Regions from separate parts of the Homo sapiens genome. Here region 1 is linked to region 2. Evidence: chromatin loops called from intact Hi-C (ENCODE). Cell type or tissue: PC-9. All regions are shown on one strand. Links, peaks and the distances in the headings refer to the core of each region. The heading gives the core; the rest is flanking DNA.

Region 1 (9,948 bases), core at 2,236-6,235, 81 kb after region 2:
AATGTGTGATTGGGTAGAGGATATCAGTCTGATAAAGAAAGGGGATAAAGCTATGGTAACCAGAGTAAAAAGTACCGTTAAAACTTTTGTTTACACATGGGTTGCAAACTGAAATATAAATAGGAGAGAGAGAGGCACTGTAAATAAATGAGGTAGGCTGGCTTTGACTCTGAAAATTGGGAGAGCATGAACCCTGTGCTAAGAGTGTAGTCACTCTTTGCTCCTGATAACACGGATCAAGTATTTTCAAGAGAGGCTGTAAAATAAAAAAATTGTAAGAATTTTCAGTCAGGTGCACGGGACTCACATCTGTAATCGCAGCACTTTGGGAGGCTGAGGCGGGAGGATTGCTTGAACCCAGGAGTTTGAGACCAGCTTGGGCAACAGAATGAAACCCTATCTCTAGAAAAAATTAAAAATCTAGCCAGGTACGGCAGCATGTTCCTATAGTCCCAGCTAATTTGGAGGTTTAGGTGGGAGGATTGCTTGAGTCCAGGAGGTTGCAGTGAGCTGTGATTGTGCCACTGCACTCCAGCCTCGGAGTAGAGAGCAAGACCCTGTCTCAAGAAAAGAAAAAAAAAAGAATTTTCCAAGAGTTTGCAGTATTGGCAATTAAATAAAATATTTAAAATAATACTAGGTGGTCCATGGACCACCAGACGGTGACCTCCATCAGAAGGCAGGTCCCAAGAACCAAAATGTCTAATGGCCAACACTGTCCCTGAGGATAAATCTCATCCCATCCGATATGTTATAATTTGCAGAATCATAAATGTTCAAGGTTATTGTAATTTGGATTCACTTCCCACCCATCTGAAATTTATATTCCCATTGCAACATCTCTGCCTAATTGTCTTCCAGCTCATAACTGAACATCTCCAGAAATGGGAGACTCAGTATATTATGAGGTATAGCTTATGGCATCTTTTGTGTCCTCTAATTGTTAGAAAGTTCTCTCTGTATTTGAAGTAAAGTCTACCTTCCCATAGTGATTCATTCACTTTGCTTCTCCCCTTCCCCCACTGTGGAGCCATATGGGAGTGGGCTGATACCCTATAACCACTTTTCTAGAGCTGGTGATCAATTGACCTAATAGCAAATAGTAGATTGTGTGTGTGTGTGTGTGTGTGTATTCCTGCTTAGCTATCCCCTCTCATACTTCCTGACCCTCCTCCTTTTCGGGCAATAGCACCTTGCTGTGAGTAGTCTGTGTATAAGAAGGCCACAGATCACAATATCCTGTTCTTTGCCTCCCAGCCTCCACCAAGCTACAGCGAATCCAAGGATGGCCATTAGAACACCCCATTCTTCAGACTTTGGAAATTGGCCCAGAGATGTGAGGATGTGCCGCAAACTGGGCCCCTTGGAATCCTTACTATAGATTTAACATGGAGTGCCGTAAGAGAAAAATGGTGTTTGTCCTCTGGGAATAGGAATGTCTGTAGCCATGTCTTAGTCCATTTGGGCTGCTATAACAAAATACCATAGACTGAGCACCTTATAGACAGCAGAAATTTATTTCTCACAGTTCTGAAGGCTGGAAAGTTTAAGATCAAGGTGCTGGAAGATTCCGTGTCTGGTGAGGGACCACTTTCTGGTTCATGGGTGGCTTCTTCTGGCTGTGTCCTCACACAGCAGAAGGGGTAAGGCAGCTCTCTGGGGCCTCTTTTGTAAGGGCGCTAATGAAACCATGCCCTGAAGAATTAAAGAAACCTGTGACTAACATAAAATATTGAGTTGCAGGATAGCAGTTAAGAAAAGAAACAACTTGCTGAAATTCTGAAAATCCCTCCATTTAAAAGGTAACAAAACTAGCTGAAATTAGTTGGGAGCAATGTGGCTGACTGGAGTTTGTGCAGAGTGAGCTTGCTGATGTCACAGCCTGAATTTCCACCACATTTCATACTAACTCCCCCCGAATTTGCACATGGGCCCCAAGAAAGAGGCATGAAGAGAGAACCACGCATGCCTGAGGACTTTCCAGACCTCCCCTTTCCTTCCACCAATCACCTGCTAATCTCGGAATCCACCCGCTAAACCTTTTCTAATAAAATAACTGCCTTAGCCCCAGCCCAGGGAGACAGATTTGAGCTTGACTCCTGTCTCTTTGGGAGTCTACTTGCAGTAAAAAGTCTTTCTTTTCTCAAAAACCCGGTGTCAGAGTATTGACTTCTAGCGCATCTGGTAGTGAGCTCCTTTGCCACGGTGACACCAATCCCTAATCACCTTCCACAGGCTCCACCTCCTAACACCATCGCATTGGGGATTAGATTTTAACATAGGAATTTTGGGGGGACACGGACATTCAGAGCGTAGCAGGCCATTTGCTTCTGACCCTAAACCCAGCTACATAGAACAAGGTGTCTATTCAGGAAAGAGTGAGGATACAGTTCAGAAAGTAGCAGAGCAGACAGAGAGGGAGAGAGGAAGAGAAAGAGAGAGAGAGAGAGAGAGAGACAGAGAGAGAGAGAAAGAGAGAGAGACAGAGAGAGAGAATGAACATTGATTTCCTGTGGCCCTCTTCATCCTTGCATTTTTTAGTTATGAAAAAATGCTTGCACTAGTTTGAGTTGAATTCCTGTCATTTACACCAGAAAGATCCTGACTGATCTCCTGAACTATGTTGGAGATCATGTTTACACAGTCCATGCAAAACTATAGTTTCAGTGCTGCTGAAAATGGTTTAAATTTTTATATCTTTTTGTATATCACTATTCAGATAATTTAAAATGTTTTTAAATCACGTCATCTGTAGTGACTTGTATATTAATTTCATATTTCTAATATGTTTAAGTTATCCTGTGCTTTAGATATATCATATTCATTATCACTCTTGAGTATTTCTGTTTTCTGTGGTTTTATTCTATTTTTGTTGCAAATATTTTTGCATCTTATGAATCTGTTACTCAAACTAATGCTACCACAAAATTGGTTTCCATTTTTTAGTGACCTATCCCTCTTTTGACAGTAACAGCAAAAAGATGAGATGGCTATGACTGAAATGTTCTATGGTTTATACGTCATAAAGCAATAACACATCATAGAATAATGCTCTATGTTCCCAATATTATGGTTACTTGTTTGCAAGTAACTGCAGGCATTTATGCTTTTTCTTTATGTTACTACCACTCTCATGAGTTGTGACCAGCAACAAAATTCTATAGCAGTCTGCCTTATAGCTATTTCAAAGCAAGTCTTTGTGGTTAAGTACAATTTCCTATAGGAATCACACCCAGGGTAGTCCAGTAGGCTGTGTCAGCAACATGAGCGTGGCATTAGTAGAATTTTAAATGTGTTATTCCACCTTGCATAGTTGTTTATTGTCATTCATGCTCTGGGGTCATTTGTAGGTTTCAAACATTATCCATCAGGATATTCCTACCTGTCCAAGGGAAGGTATCACTACTATGGTGACCTCTGTCTGACTGGCCCCATCAAATTCCCAGATTCTTTATTAGGTGCCAGCCCAACTGCTGCTACTTGGAAATTCTAAATGCACTAGAAGTACATTGGGAATAATAAGTGGAGCTTAGAAGAAAGATACATAGAATTACGGTGGTAGAGGTTTAACTTTATCTGTAGGTAACACAACTTAGCTCTCTCCAGAGCTGAACAGGCTCTTCTCCCTTCTAGCTCATAATATGCATGGAATATCTCATGGCATGAAAGCTTTCTACACATCAAAATGGGTTGAAAATGAGATTTTTTTTTTGAATAAATGTGCCTTCTGAGAGCGATTTTCCAAAGCTGTAATTCTTCTTAACTGAGGGATACAACAGTTAGAAATTCCCTAATGCCCAACTGGTTGGGTTTCTCTCTAATTCAAGTTGTCAGTCACCAACCAATGAACGAATGAAGATAACAATTATTTATATTTGTCTCTTCCACAGAAGATGAATATGTCCTAACTCATTTTTCTACTGAGAAGATGAAATGTAAAGACATGCCTTTTGTTCAGTTGCTGTGGATTTGTTAAATACATTCTTTTATTTGATGAAATTACTTTTGAGGGAAGGCAAAGACCTTATATCTTACTCTAATAATTACCAGATGTTGGCAAGAGTATTACAGGCAGCAACAGGTTTCAGTGAGAATGTAACCATATCATACTATGTATTATGTAGTGCATATATTATATATAAGTATTCATCTGTAATAGCATATCAACTTATTTTTTCAAATGCACTAATTAAACCTCAAGCCCCCATTTTAGGCTTTGCACTTTTGATTAATAAGGACAGTTAAAAAAAAAAAGAAAGAAAGAGAGAAAGAAAAGCTTCCTAGTTGCTATGTGGAAACTGGCATTGCCAAGGAGCTTGCAACCATGCAGCCACAAGGAGGAGCTCAAGCATCAAATTAAAAATTAACACAAACTAATAAATTCTGGCGCGTGCTGCTTTTGGCAATGCGTTAAAACAATATTTATTCTTATATGGAGGCGAGGTGATTTATGGGCCTTTTGCCCAAATTAATATCACTCTGGGGAGCGTATCTTGATACGCTGGTATGTATCAGTATATTTACATAAATATGATAATATAGACGTAATCTATTCTTCACCCAGTAACCAGATGGATCTTTAAAAAATGCTTGAGATAATGCCACTCCCTGTTTAAAAGCCTTCCTATGGCTTCCTTTTATTTTGAGAATAAACTGTGCATTCTCTACCGGGACCTAAGAGGCTCTGCCTCATCTCTTTCCCACAGCCCTTTCTTTTCTTTTCTCTTCTTCTTCTGCTGCTGCTTTTTAAAAAAACTTCAACATTTATTTTAGATTCAAGGGGTACATGTGCAGGTTTGCTAGATGGGTATATTGCATGATGCTGAGGTTTGGGGTACAAATGATCCTATGGCCCAGGTAGTGGGCATAGTACCCAAGGAGGTGAAAGATCCCCACAAGGAGAATGACAAAGCACTCCTGAGAGAAATCAGAAGTGACACAAATGCATGGAAAAGCATTCTATGCTCATGGGTCGGAAGAACCACCCCTTTCGGACTCCATCTCATGCCTCTCTCCCCAGAGACTGACTGTGGTAGCCACATGCCTTCTGATAGGCCCTAGAATGGGTCTTTTCTGGCCTCAGGGACTTCCCACTTCTGTTCCTCTGTCCTTCCAGAGACTTGCATGCCTGCCTCCTACTCATTCTTTGAAATTCAGTTTCAGTGTCACCCTCTAGACAGTCATTTCCTGACATGTACTGAATGTCGGCTGGCCTGCCTTCCCTTCTGCCATTCTTCTCCATCCTTGTTCTCTGTTTATTCCTACTTAGAATTTATCACAAGCTGTACTTCTTTTGTTCACCTATATGTTTCCTGTTTATTACATGGCTTCTATATTTGATGTACATTAGAGCAGAAACCTTGTCTATGTAAACACTGCAGTATCTGTAGTGCCTAGCACAATTCCTGGCACCAAGTATGTGTGCAATAAATATTTGTTGAAGGAATGAGTCTTTATAATTGAAACTTTGGGAATGTGTCTGGGTCCAGAGATTCTCTGGAACAATAGCCACAGAAACAGTTTTGAAACATTGGCCTCCCATCTCAGTGATTTTTCCTCATGGTTTGAAGGGCCTCCTAATTCCCCAACAATACACATGCTATTCCTACTCTACCCCAAAAGAGGCAGCAAGTGATGCACAATGAAATCTATAGCACTACCAGAACAGACTAATAGCGGCATGGTTCGACAAACAAAATTAATATTAAGCAAAATATGCCAACATCTTCCACTGCTATCTGCATTATTTGACCTGTGAGCATGCGACCTTGTGTCTGAGGAACAGCTTCTTCAGCCCCAACAGTTGGTGCTGAGATCTAATGATGGAGTCACCAGCATCACAGTTTGGAAGGTGCTGATAGGACAGGCTCCCAGAGATCCTATCTGTCAGCTGAAAGAGGATGTGCCATCTTTCTATACAAGGCCTTCAAAGAGGCATTGACTTCTTCACTCTTGGGGCCATCTTTGAGTAGGGGTAAGCAGCTCCCAGTAAGACCAGATCTCATGCTGATGTGGGTACTCACAGAAAATCCCTGGTGCTTCTAAAACCATATCCTAAAACTCATTAAGCTTGGGTTCCTGCCAAGTTTTATATTATTTCACTTCATATAATATGTTTCACTGTGTATTTGTGTCTTGTAAATAGTTTCTGATTTTTTCAGTAATGACTGGTAATTATTCAACCTTGCTCATTTGCTCCTTCTTCCCAGGAAACTTTTTCAAAGTTGTATATTTATTTATCAAGAAAATGAACATTCGCTTTCTAAAAATGTACTCATGGAAGACTCCCCAAAGAAACGGATTTGATCCTTTCATAGGAAGAAAGCTGACACATTATCTATTGGAATGATTATTCTAAAAGCCACAATCACATACTGTAAAATTTGCAAAATGATGAAAGAAGTTAATGTTTGAATATATATTGTTTATCATTCTCAGGGACCACTTTGTCAGGATGTGGTATTAAAAAATGTTCTTGTATTTCTGAGAGTTAGGAAAAAAAATCAATTACAATTGAAATAGACTATGGATTCTTCTCATAGGCCACAGCTTAGTGGGGAGCAGAGTCCAGATTTTTAAAGAAAATAATTCATGACCCTTGCTAAAGATGGGAAGGGGGTCATGGCAATATGTACAGGGACCACTGCAATGGGGTCTTGCAGTGGGGAAGAGATTGAACTCAACTCCCTCTCCAGCAAGGACAAGTGGGGATTTTTAATCAAGGAGCAGGATGGGGTCAGTGAGTGGAAAATTACTAAGAGGAAACATCAAGGATAAGGGGAGGTCAGATACCAAAGGTGGCGGATTTTCACTAAACTGACTACGCAGGATTCTTGCTCAAACTGGATTCTATGAGGACAGATAGGGAAGCCCAAGGTAGAGCCTAGTTAAGCAGAGGACTCAGAAGAGACTGACTAAAGTTCTGATCAAAGAAGAGGTATACGTCAAGGTATACGTGGCACTATGATTCAAAGTGCCTGTGGCAGATTGATTAAAAACATGGCCCTAAGTCTCCACATATCCATGTACACATACCTTTTGCAGTGAGACTTTGTGACAACTATTACAAGGTGGAGTCTATCTCCTCCTCCCCTTTGAATCAGAGCTTATCTTGTCACTTGCTCTGCCCAGCAGAAAGTGGCTGAAATTACATGTGTCAGTTCTAAGCCTTAGATCCCAAAAGGCCCTTTGTGCTTCTCCTCTTGCTAGTGTCCCTCTTCCTTTAACATGAACAAGCGTGACCCAGCCTGCTGGAAGGTAAGAGATCATTTATGGCAGAACTCAGTTATCTAGATGAGGACATCATAGACGCCAGAGCCCAGCTAACCTACCTGCTAACTGCAGCCAATGAACACATCTGGCTGAGATCAGAAAAACCTGGGCCAGACCAGAGGAACTGTCTGATTAATCTGAAGAACCACGAGCAATAATAGATGGTTATTGTTTACAGCCGCTTAATTTTAGGTTGGTTTGTTACACAGCATTACTGTGACAATAGCTAATATTTGATATTGGACATGGGCTTCTGGGTGACAGCAACAGTGGTACATATTTTGGATATTGGCAATTTTATAGCTCTGGTTATAATAACTAGTTTTAGATAATAGTGGCTTTGTGGTATTGGAAGCTCAGTAGTGGCATTTGGAGGTATTTCTGGCAACGTGGCTAATATTGGTGGCTTTGATGATTATGGTCCTTGTGCTTTTAGGTGGTTATTGGTATTGGCAGAACTTGATAGGACTACCCATGTAGTATATTGGGGAACTCAGTTTTTCTGCCAGGTTTTGGCACAGTTTGATAATTAAATGACAACCTCTAATGCCACTAAGTTCTAGTGGAAGCTCACTATACATTGTTCTTGGTTTCTCGCTAGGCTGGGGAAGATAAGACAGTGGTGGGGGAGGGGTTTCTTCTTACTGCTTGTGTGCACTACAGGAGGATTGCAAGGGATTCCTGGTCATTGCAGTGTATGTGAGGTGGTTAGCCTTGGCCATGCCAATCTCCATCTAATAGACACAGATGCCAGAAGTGGGCACATTCTTACATCTATTCTCATGACTTTTCAGCAAGAATGCCTTCTGTAGGCCTCAGTTCAGCCTTCGTAAGAAGGGCTAGTACAATTGGTGACAGGTATCTGCTCATTGTTTTCTGTTGCAAGTGCATGCAGTGGTGAGAGGCAGAGCTGCACCTGTACTTCAGCAGGCCGAGCACTCCATCCATGGTACTCCACCCAGGGGAACCCTGGCCCCATCACTGAAATGGTCCTATTATAAAGGAGAGCTGGTTGTGTTTGCATTTGTTTTCCACATAATTGCTCTGCCTATATGTTCATCTTAACTGTGGGGCACCACAGCCTCTTTAAGAATCCTTCCGTATTTTCTGAGGCTATTTTCCATTTTTATTAGCTTTGTGGACAAATAGTTAACAAAGCCCTTTCCCTTTTTGAATGAGAATTTGACCTCTGGTTAACCCTTTAGCTCAATTCCCCTGGTAACTTGACAATGACAGAATGTCAACTGTGTTTCCAGGCAGAATTGCTTGTGCCAAAAATGACCTTTGATTGTCAACTTGTATCTGGACTGGGAGGGCTATAAACTATAAATACTATATAGGGAAGCTATGCTTTGGACTCCCCTAAGAGTTGTGACTCTTACCTGAGCATCTATCTTGCAGGAACCTTGGAAGCTATGGATCCTATGGGCTGGCAGCTTTTAGGCCAGAGTGGATCCTATGTCTACCCACTGTGTGTCTCATCTCCTTGTACTTCAGCTGCTAGACTACTAAAAGGATTTCTATAGAACCGGAATCCCTGAAGCTATACTTTTGGCAAGCTCTGGTTTTTGTCCATAATGTAATAGATGGATGCTGAGTGTAGCCTGTGGCATTTTTGTGAATCTGAATATTTAGTTGAACCCAAGAAGATCTTCAGTGTGTGTTGCAGACTTGGTGTTCTTCCCCTAGGTCCAGCTGCTGATACACCTGAGAGCCTCTCTGGCCTGAGAGGACTCCATGACAGAAGCATTGGGCTGTGTATGTGTGTTTGGGGTGACTCATCATGCATGAGATATAAACCAGGAGATTAGTGGCAGGATGCTTATTCGCTTGGGATTCCAGACCATGGCCCTAGCGCATGGACACAAGTTAGAAGAACATCTAACTTGCCTAACTGTAACAACCCTAATCCAACTAACATAGATTAGGTAGAGAGGGGTTTTGGGGAAGGATGCTGAGAACCTTGGGGAACAATTATGTTGCTGGTGGTAATGGCCAAGGATGGCTATTTCTTATAAAACTAAAGAGCACTCACAACACGGAGTTCTCAGGAACCACAAGGCCAGGCATAGGAAAAGTAAAATAATTAACCAGGAGCTTGTGGCCCATCTTAGGCGGGTCTCTAATCATAGGCGGGCTTTCTTTTTGAAGAATCCTAGCCCTACTCCCTTGAATGTCTGCCCCTTGCCTAGAGAGGGCAATCAGGCAGGAGAAGGAAATAAAGGTATTCAATTAGGAAAAGAGGAAGTCAAATTATCCCTGTTTGCAGATGACATGATTGTATATCTAGAAAACCCCATCATCTCAGCTGAAAAATCTCCTTAAGCTGATAAGCAACTTCAGCAAAGTCTCAGGATACAAAATCAATGTGCAAAAATCATAAGCATTCTTATACAGCAATAACAGACAAACAGAGAGCCAAATCATGAGTGAACTCCCATTCACAATTGCTTCAAAGAGAATAAACTACCTAGGAATCCAACTTACAAGGGATGTGAAGGACCTCTTTAAGGAGAACTACAAATCACTGCTCAACGAAATAAAAGAGGATACAAACAAATGGAAGAACATTCCATGCTCATGGGTAGGAAGAATCAATATCGTGAAAATGGCCATACCACCCAAGGTAATTTATAGATTCAATGCCATCCCCATCAAGCTACCAATGACCTTCTT
Region 2 (9,948 bases), core at 364-4,363:
GAGGATTTTTTTTTTCCCTTTTAGAAGTATGGCCGCTTTTCCACGGGGCTGCTGTGGTTTGCTGGGGATCTGCTCTAGTTACCTCAGTTTTTCCAGTACCTGGAGGTATCACCAGTGATGGCTGTGAAACAGCAAAGATGGCAGCCTACTCCTTCCTCTGGGGGCTCTGTCCCAGCGGGGGTACAGACATGTTGCTGGCCTGAACACACCTGTAGGAGGCAGATGGAGACCCCAATTTGGAGGTCTTACCCAGTCAGGAGGAATGGGATTGGGGACTCACTTAAATAAGCAGTCTAGCCACTCTTTGGTAGAGCAAGTGTGCTGGGGCACCACTTCCACCCCTGGCTGGCTTGGGATCTTCCAAGGCCACAGACTGGAACATCTAAGTTGTGAAAACAGCAAAGATGGTGGCCCACCCCTCCCTCTTGGGACTCTGTCCCAGGGAGAAATCAAATCCCTGGCCAGAAAACATGGGCAAGGGTGGCTGGAGACCTTGGTTGGGAGGTCCCATCCAGTGAGGAGGAATGGATCAGGGGCCTGCTTAAAGAGGCAGTCTGGCTGTTTTGGTAGTGCAGCTGTGCTGTGCGGGGGGATCCCTTCTGACCCATCAGTTTAGTTCATATATATATATATATGAGTGTTTGGTTGCCCAATGCCTGAGTCTGTATATATATATTTATATATCTTCACTATTATTAGTAGGGTCCTAGGAGGAAGAAGAGAGAAATGTATTTGGTCACTTGTCATTTTTAACTTGAAGGCAGACATTGTGTTTTTTAATGCAGCTCACAGAATGGGACATACTTTTATTTCATAGACTAATTTTCTGATTATCTCTGTGAATAAATTGCCTTCTACTAATAGCTAAGAACAACCAGTTAATCTAATTGATATTGAGGGATTTTAAAAAACCTCAGTTTCTCTATAAAACATAAATAATACTATGTGCAGTATAGAGCTTGACACTTAAATTTTGTTAGTCTTATTTTGATATTAATGTAAAACTAGGACTGCAATTTATAATGGGCTTCATGCTGTGAGGTTGACAGTGTATTTTAGAAGTTGAAAAAAAAAGATGAGTTTGATGAGTGGTGAGCCTGTCATTTTTGTGGCTGAAGCAACTCTATAATGTACTTTAAAAAAATCATTAGAAACATCTTTCCTTACCAAATACAATTCTCTTATAAATATTTATAGCTCTCCATTACCCAGGCTTTTTATTACAGAGGCCCTCATTTACCCTGGTACAGAGCTCTATCTAGTTTTCTTGGTTAATAAAGGGCACACATTTTTCTTTTGAAACAAGAAAGAAACCAAATTGAAAAAAGCCCAAAATATCTACTGTTAGAGTTACTTTCACATTAAAAAATTTTCGTCTTTTTTTCTAAAACACACCATCAACCACTAAGCAGTAATTCATGTTTATTGTTTGAAAAAATTGAAAAACACACACATAACCAGGAATACAAGTAATAAACCGAAACAACCCACAGTTTTGCCACTTCCACTAGGTACATATCCCTTTAGATTTCTTTTTTGCCCCTATGTGTTAATTTTGTCATTTAATGACTTATTATGATCATCTTTCCTTATTAAGATACATAAGCCTAAATAATCAATTTTAATGTCAGCACAGTCGTCCAGTTTATAAATACAATAATATATTTAACCAACTTCCTACTGATAGACATTTAGGTTATTACAAAAGTTTCATTGTAATAAACAATGCTGTGATGAATATACATGTGTATATATACAGACATATACATATACACAGGTATGTATACACACACATACTAGTTCATTGACTATTTTTGAATGATAGATCCTTTGAAGTAGAATTTGTAGGTTGCAGGATATTGACATTTCATGTTGTCAACTTAACCTCCCGAAGGGTGGAAATATTTCTGCAACCACAAACATGTACTCCCATGAATCCCCAGTTCGCCACACCCTCTCTGGCACTGATAAATCATTCTTTTAATATTTTCCAATGACGAGTTTTCCATTTCCACCTCCAAATGTACTCCCCACCCTTCCCCACCCTGCCCTTTGGAGCATTTGTGGGCTCTGTGACCTCTGGCTTCCTTACGGGTCAGCCAATGGAGCCATTGGTGGGACAAGCACACATGGAAGCAGAGTGAGGTCAAAGCAATTATTCCTTTGCCTCCTTTCTGCCAGGTTGTTGGTGGGTGGGCTGTATCCTTCTACCAAAGGCTATAGCTTCTATCTGGTGGTCTCTACTCATTCTAGATTCCAGCAACTTCTCCCATCCTTTTCCATTCTGACCTAGGGTGGGAAATGGATCTCTGCTGGGCTGTTGCTAGCCCTGGGGTGCTTCATCACCTTTGGCTGATTTTCCCTTAGCCTTGTCCACACTTTTGTAAAATGTACTCTTATTAAACTCCTCCAGTCACCCTGCTTGAGTGTGCCATCTGTTTTTTGCCAGGACCTTGAGTAATAGTTGTGAAAAACATCTCATTTTTATGGTAACACTTTGCCTCATGTATTATAATTTCTCTGGCCCCCTTTTAAAATTTAATCTTGTTTTTGGCATTGTTGCAGTTCAGTGTTAAATAGTTTTCTGCAGTCAGATTTATTGGCCTTTTTCAGGTTATATCATCTTTGGACAGTTTTCCATGCCTTGATTATGGGTAATTTCCCTTCTGTATGCTTCTAATTACATTTTAATATTTATATTTTTAATTCATTTGAATTTTATTCTGAAAGAAAGTATGAATTAGGGATAAAATTTTCTTTTTCTATTTGACCACAGATTTTTCTCCAGTTTCCTGGCAACATTTACTGAATACCTACCATTTGTCCACTGACTCAAAGTCCCTCCCTATGACCATTAACCACTTATTTATTCTGTTGTGTTTCTTTTATTTTCTGGCTCCCTTGTCAAGCCCTTTTCATTTTTGTAACTTACTTACTTACTTACTGAGACAGGGTCTTGCTCTGTCACCCAGGCTGGAGTGCAGTAGCGGCATCTCAGCTCACTGCAGCATCAGCCTCCCAGCCTCAAGCAATCCTCCCATCTCAGCCTCCCAAGTAGCTGGCACCACAGGTGTGTGCCACCAGACCTGGCTAATTTTTTTGCATGTTTTGCAGAGATGGGGTCTCGCCATGTTGCCCAGGCTGGTCTCAAACTCCTGGGCTCAAGTGATCCACCCACCTTGGCCTCCCAAAGTGCTGGGATTACAGGCATGATCCACCACATTCAGCCTATTACTTTAAAATGTATTTAAAAACCTGGCAGAATAAGTTTCTGTTATCATTCTTCTTTTTCAGAAAATTTCTGGGTATTCAATTTTCATGTTTTTTATTCTTCTAATCAAACTGGGAATTATTTTTTTTGAGTTGTCTCTCCTCCCAAATTTTCTTACAATTTTATTTGGTATTCTATTAATATTCACATATTATTTTGCAGAGAATTAATATTTTTTCAATTTTGAGTCTTCCAATCCAGAAATATGGTCAATGTACATTTACTTAAGTCTTTTAATGTCTCAGCAAAATTTCTTTACACATATCTTGTACAATTCTTCTTTATGATTAAAAATAAATGGTCATTACTGTTGTGGAATTTTTATTCTTGTTATAACAAGATGAAGTGAGAGAAAGAATTATTCCTATTCACCTTTTGAAAAATCACTAGCAGGTTTAAACTCATAAGCCACTTTGCAAAGCATTTCAGTATTTTTTCTAACATTTATACTCCCAGTAACTGAACCGGCAATTTCATATTAATTTGTAGTTACATAGACTAATTGTTAGTTCACAAATGTATAATAGATTTCCACTTCTAAGATCATCTAGTATCTTAAAGATTTAACACTTTAAATCTTACCAAACATTTGTGGCATACCACAGGAACTGAAGAGGATAGAAATTCAAATATACAAATTATTTATATATAAAAATAAAAACTCCAAATACATACATTTTCAGCTGAGCAACTCCAATGCTAAAAAAAATGCATCAGTTTGAATAGCGCTATTTTCCAAAGCTCTTGCTAAAATGTGAACAACTTTTACTGCAATAAGATGAATACTAAATATTAGCTTGAGAGAATTTAAGCACACTTAACATGTAACTTTTTTTTTTTTGAGACAGAAACTTGCCCTGTCCCCCTTGCTGGAGTGCAGCAGTGTGATCTCGGCTTACTGCAATCTCCACCTCCCAGGTTCAAGTGATTCTCCTGCCTCAGCCTCCTGAGTAGCTAGGATTACAGGCATGTGCCACCACGCCCAGCTAATTTTTGTATTTTTAGTAGAGACAGAGTTTCCCTATGTTGGCCAGGTTGGTCTCGAACTCCTGTGATCACTCAGGTGATCCCGCAGCCTCGGCCTCTCAGTGTGTTGGGATTTCAGGCGTGAGCCACTGCGGCCGGCCAATATGTAATTTTTTAAAAGTTACCTTTAATTCAGTTTCAAAATGAGTTTAGCATTGTTTTAGAAAATTATGAATGTTAAAAGCTCTTTATAGATATACCAAACTAAATTTCTAAGTAGTGTTAAGTTTTTTTGTGGTGAATCTAAATTTGATATGCATTGTTTTGAATTTTTGAATTTAGTTAATAAACTTTTCATTGCTAATGTTTCAATTATTTGTAGGATGTAACATATGTATTGTCTGTATTTAGCAAACTGATAAACTGAGATATGGGAAGATTAAGTGGCTTATAATATTATGTTTGGTCATTGCCTTATTTTAGGTTTTCTACACCTTTGACTTTTACAATCGCAGGAGTCTTTTTGCCAGTCTGTCATCTCTCCAGATTATTGATCTTGGCCCTTTGTGCAGTGACTTCTTTAAGGATAAGTTAGAGCATATACTTCTTGCTCAAAGGACTCAAAGGAAAATGAGAACCTCTCAAGCTTCTTCCGTTTCCGGAGTGATCTTATAATGTCTACATTTGTATTCAGATTCCTTATGTATGTCTGTCCCTTTTGTAATTTGAGGCCTTAGTCAAACCTGTCTCTTCCTCTCCTGTTTACCTATTCTGCCCACATTGTTCTATCCTCCTCTTCACCTCTTGACAGCCTACCCAAACTGAAAGTGGAGGCACATACACTAACTCTTTCATTATGTTTTTGTTGATTTTTTCTCACCTGAAACAAACACTTCGGTTTTTCATGGCATTTTCTTTGTGCCTCTCGTATATATTTAACAATTTTTTGTTAAATTTTTAGTGCACAGATTTTAAGAATCCTTCTAATAGACACCTGAATGGCAGGTAGAATCTCTTGTTTATCTTTCTATGCCTCATGGTGCCTAACATAGTTCAATTTTTACAAATAGAAGTTTGTAGAACTCACTGGTGTTTTGTAATGCTAAGATTCACTGTATAATGTTGACATTAGCCACAGTATTCTTCCAGTGATGGAATGGTTTAGTTATTATAATTAGAGAGGAGCATTTTACCACTCTAAATATAGTGAAGATATTCATCATAAATATTTCTGTGGATGGTTGTAATGGGAAATCATCAATTGTTTAATTTGAGTAATTTTTACTTTTGCATTATTTCCTAAAAGCAAACTTCATGTAATCATTTTTGTAGTGGATTATTGTGGCTATCATTTCAGAGGATTGGCATTGGCTCCAGCTCTTGTTATCACTAGGGGGAATAATTTTACGAGAGACTTTCCAGTAGGTGGAAAATAATTTGGCTGGTTAATAAAATGTTTCTCTATTGTTAGAAGAAGGCAATTCTACAATATAAGATATGGCTTAGCACTTTTCACATTAAACTAGCACTAAATGAGGAAGTATTTCTAGAAGGATTTTGAACATGAATCTTATCTACTTTTAGCTGGGTGCACTTGAGTGCAAACATCTGGACAGTGAGTGCTTAACTGCTAGACATGGCCTCATTTATTTTGATTTAGTACGAGGGAACATGATAAAAAATCTGCAATGGATCAATGGTAAGGGAAAATTTCAGCTTCTTTAGGGGTTAGTGAATATAGATGAAATTTTTGCCTATTTTTCAATAAAATTTGGCTTGAACTTCTACCTGATCTCCAAATGATTCAGGCAGAAAAATGGCAAAATTTAAAACTCAGATAGCAATGGATCATTATCAATATCATATGCATTCCAAAGGCATAAAGCATTCATTTTATAAATTTATGTTTTCCTTACAAATTTAAATTGTATGTAATTGTTTTGAATTGGTTCAATGACAACAAAATGAATTAAGCCTGCTTTTTCATGTCATTGAATGAAGGAGTACCTAGCTTGTGTGCTGTCAAAATATCTCTTTTCTTTTCTTTTTTTTTCTCTTCTCTTCTCTTCAAGATGGAGTTTCGCTCTTGTTGCCCAAGCTGGAGTGCCGTGGTGCAGTCTTGGCTCACTGCAACCTCTGCTTCCTGGGTTCAAGCAATTCTCCTGCCTCAGCCTCCAGAGTAGCTGGGATTACAGGTGCGTGCCACCATGCCTGGCTAATTTTTTTGTATTTTTAGTAGAAACAGGGTTTCACCATGTTGGCCAGGCTGGCCTCAAACTCCTGACCTCAGGTGATCTGCCCACCTCAGCCTCCCAAAGTGCTGGGATTACAGGCGTGAGCCACTGCGCCCAGCCAAAAATATCACTTTTCTAGACAAGGCAGAATAATGTGGAAAATATATATGTGTTGAAAATCAGACCTGAGTTTCAAGTCTTCCTCTGCCCCTTAATAACTGGGAGACCTTGACAAAGTTCCTTCACCTAAGGCTCAGTTTCTTCTCCTGTAAAAATCAGGATAATTTCTGCTTCATATAGTTGTTCTGTGAATAAAAAAATGCTATTTATAGAAAATGCTTACTATTGCCTGGTACATAGTGGGAGTTCAAAAAATGGTGGCTATTTTAGTAGCTAAAGTACTCATATAATTATTAGAACTTTAAAAATCAATAACATGTTTAGTAGGAAACTTAATGAGCGAGGAATAGCTGAAAAAAGCAAGAAAGTAGATACATTTTATATTTTGGCCTAAATGGAGATATTAAAGAAAAGAGAAAGTTTCCTTTGAGAGAAAAAATGAAAAGCAAGGCATTTCTTAGTGGATGGAGGATTTCTGTGCAAGGAGCAGTCCTTGCATCCACCTTTTGGGTGGTGCTGGATTTACCATCTTCATGGTTCCACAGCAAGTGATTTTACCCATCAACCTTGTGTATGTGATGTCATTTACCACTTCCTAGTTTAAACAAATAGTTTTCCAGCAGGACAATATGCACATTGCTCTATTGTACTAAATTTGTTTCACATTCCAAATTGGCAGGAATTTCTCCATGTGCTTGGGTATAATAGCATTTCTTGATATGATAATTATCATCTAGTTGTCTATATTTATGTATCTACCTAACTACAAGAGAAAATTTGCAGCAGAATATCTGTCTTTTCATTTTTGCTTTTTACTCTTATCATACTATAAAACACTTTCATAATAGTTTAAATAATTTCCTGGGGGAGTTAATTTGGCTAAGTCATCGTTCTTTTTTTGGTGCTTCAGTTTCTCTTTGACTCTCATGGAATGTTTGCTTTTGCCCTTTGGGTGTTTAAAGACCACATTTTGTAGCCCCAGTGTTCTTTCTAATTATAGAAGTGACATAAGAAAAACGGAAAGTAAGTAAGAAGTGGAGAACAGAGTCATTAAGGGAGAGTCTAGATCAGAGAGATGTCAAAGAGTTTCGTTGGGTATTTAAGGAAATTAATGAATAACTCATCTGGGACTTAGAGATAGTGACTTAAGTCGTAATTAATCCATTGATATAGCACAAAATAAAAAAAATACTGTATTTAGAAAAAAATAGTATGGTAGAAATACTGGGCATAATTCTTATAAATATAGACTTCACCTTAGTATTCTTGAGAGAAGTCAGACAAGGGGAAGAGTACTCTATGAAAATTAAAAAAAAATTCCATGGAAGTGTTAAAATGTGAAGAAGAAAATTTAATGATTAATATAGTAGAGGGAAGGGATCCATTCCAAGATGGCCGAATAGGAACAGCTCCAGTCTGCAGCTCCCAGCGTGATTGATGCAGAAGATGGGTCCAACCAGTTTGGACAGTGTGTACAGCCCATGGAGCATGAGCCGAAGCAGGGTGGGGTGTCGTCTCACCCAGGAAGTGCAAGGGGTTGGGGGATTTCCCTTTCCTAGCCAAGGGAAGCCAGGACAGGCTGTACCTGGAAAAACGGGACACTCCTGCCTGAATAATGCACTTTTCCCAAGGTCTTAGCAACTGGCAGACAAGGAGATTCTCCCTTATGCCTGGCTTGGCAGGTCCCACGCCCATGGAGCCTTGCTCACTGCTATTGCAGCAGTCTGAGATCAAACTTCGAGGTGGCAGCCTGGATGGGGGAGGGGCGTCCACCATTGCTGAGGCTTGAATAGGTAAACAAAGAGGCCAGGAAGCTTGAACTGGGTGGAGCCCACCACAGCTCAGCACAGCTTACTGCCTCTATAGACTCCACCTCTGTGGGCAGGTCATATTTGAACAAAAGGCAGCAGACAGCTTCTGCAGACTTAAACGTCCCTGTCTGACAGCTTGAAGAGAGCAGTTGTTCTCCCAGAGCAGTGGTTGAGCTCTGAGAATGAGAATGGACAGACTGCCTCCTCAAGTGGGTCCCTGACCCCCGTGTAGCCTAACTGGGAGACAGCTCCCAGTAGGGGCCGACAGACAACTCATATAGGCAGGAGCCCTTCTGGGATGAAGCTTCCAGAGGAAGGATCAGGCAGCAATATTTGCCCTTCTGCAATATTGGCTGTTCTGCAGCTTCTGCTGGTGATATCCAGGCAAACAGGGTCTGGAGTGGACCTCCAGCAAACTCCAACAGACCTGCAGCTGAGGGACCTGACTGTTAGAAGGAAAACTAACAAACAGAAAGGAATAGCACCAACATCAACAAAAAGGACATCTACACCAAAACCCCATCTGTAGGTCACCAACATCAAAGACCAAAGGTAGATAAAACCACAAAGATGGAGAGAAACCAGAGCAGAAAAGCTGAAAATTCTAAAAACCAGAGTGCCTCTTCTCCTGCAAAGGATCGCAGCTCCTCACCAGCAATGGAACAAAGCTGGATGGAGAATGATTTTGACGGGTTGACAGAAGTAGGCTTCAGAAGGTGGGTAATAACAGACTTCTCCAAGCTAAAGGAGCATGTTCAAACCCATCACTAGGAAGCTAAAAACCTTGAAAAAAGGTTAGATGAATGGCTAACTAGAATAAACAGTGTAGAGAAGACCTTCAGTGACCTGATGGAGCTGAAAACCATGGCATGAGAACTTTGTGAGGCATGCACAAGCTTCAATAGCCGATTTGATCAAGTGGAAGAAAGGGTATCGTGATCGAAAATCAAATTAATGAAATGAAGCGAGAAAACAAGGTTAGAGAAAAAAGAGTAAAAAGAAATGAACAAAGCCTCCAAGAAATATGGGACTATGGGAAAAGACCAAATCTACGTTTGATTGATGTATCTGAAAATGATGGGGTGAATGGAACCAAGTTAGAAAACACTCTTCAGGATATTATCCAGGAGAACTCCCCCAACCTAGCAAGGCAGGCCAACATTCGAATTCAGGAAATACAGAGAACACCACAAAGATACTCCTCGAGAAGAGCAACCCCAAGACATATAATTGTCAGATTCACCAAGGTTGAAATGAAGGAAAAAATTTTAAGGGCAGCCAGAGAGAAAGGTTGGGTTACCCACAAAAGGAAACCCATCAGACTAAAAGTGAATCTGTCTGCAGAAACCAAGCCAGAAGAGAGTGGGGGCCAATATTCAACATTCTTAAAGAAAAGAATTTTCAACCCAGAATTTCATATCCAGCCAAACTAAGCTTCATAAGTGAAGGAGAAATAAAATCCTTTACAGACAAGCAAATGCTGAGAGATTTTGTCACCACCAGGCTTGCCTTACAAGAGCTCCTGAAAGAAGCACTAAATATGGAA

The links. A loop is a pair of places that touch in the nucleus more often than their neighbours do. Peaks named below come from ENCODE experiments on the same cell type or tissue, not always from the same donor. Only the 100,000 strongest peaks of a DNase experiment are listed, where the experiment ranks them.
Region 1: a loop joins it to region 2, with 2.8 times the contacts of the local background. A loop is called at or near these places in 1 of 110 quality-filtered maps.

The regions. Positions count from the first base shown.
Region 1 is chr3:22,954,946-22,964,893 of GRCh38, reverse strand. No RefSeq gene overlaps it. Among named protein-coding and RNA genes, the nearest start is that of UBE2E2-DT, 240 kb to the left of the region's middle. RefSeq lists a silencer at 1,905-2,115 and an enhancer at 4,925-5,054. In PC-9, for the core only: CTCF peaks have their summits at 3,202, 4,136 and 4,336 (motif pointing right); no DNase peak of the experiment used is centred there.
Region 2 is chr3:23,034,554-23,044,501 of GRCh38, reverse strand. No RefSeq gene overlaps it. Among named protein-coding and RNA genes, the nearest start is that of UBE2E2-DT, 160 kb to the left of the region's middle. RefSeq lists an enhancer at 8,351-8,851. In PC-9, for the core only: no CTCF peak of the experiment used is centred there; a DNase peak (open chromatin) is centred at 1,931.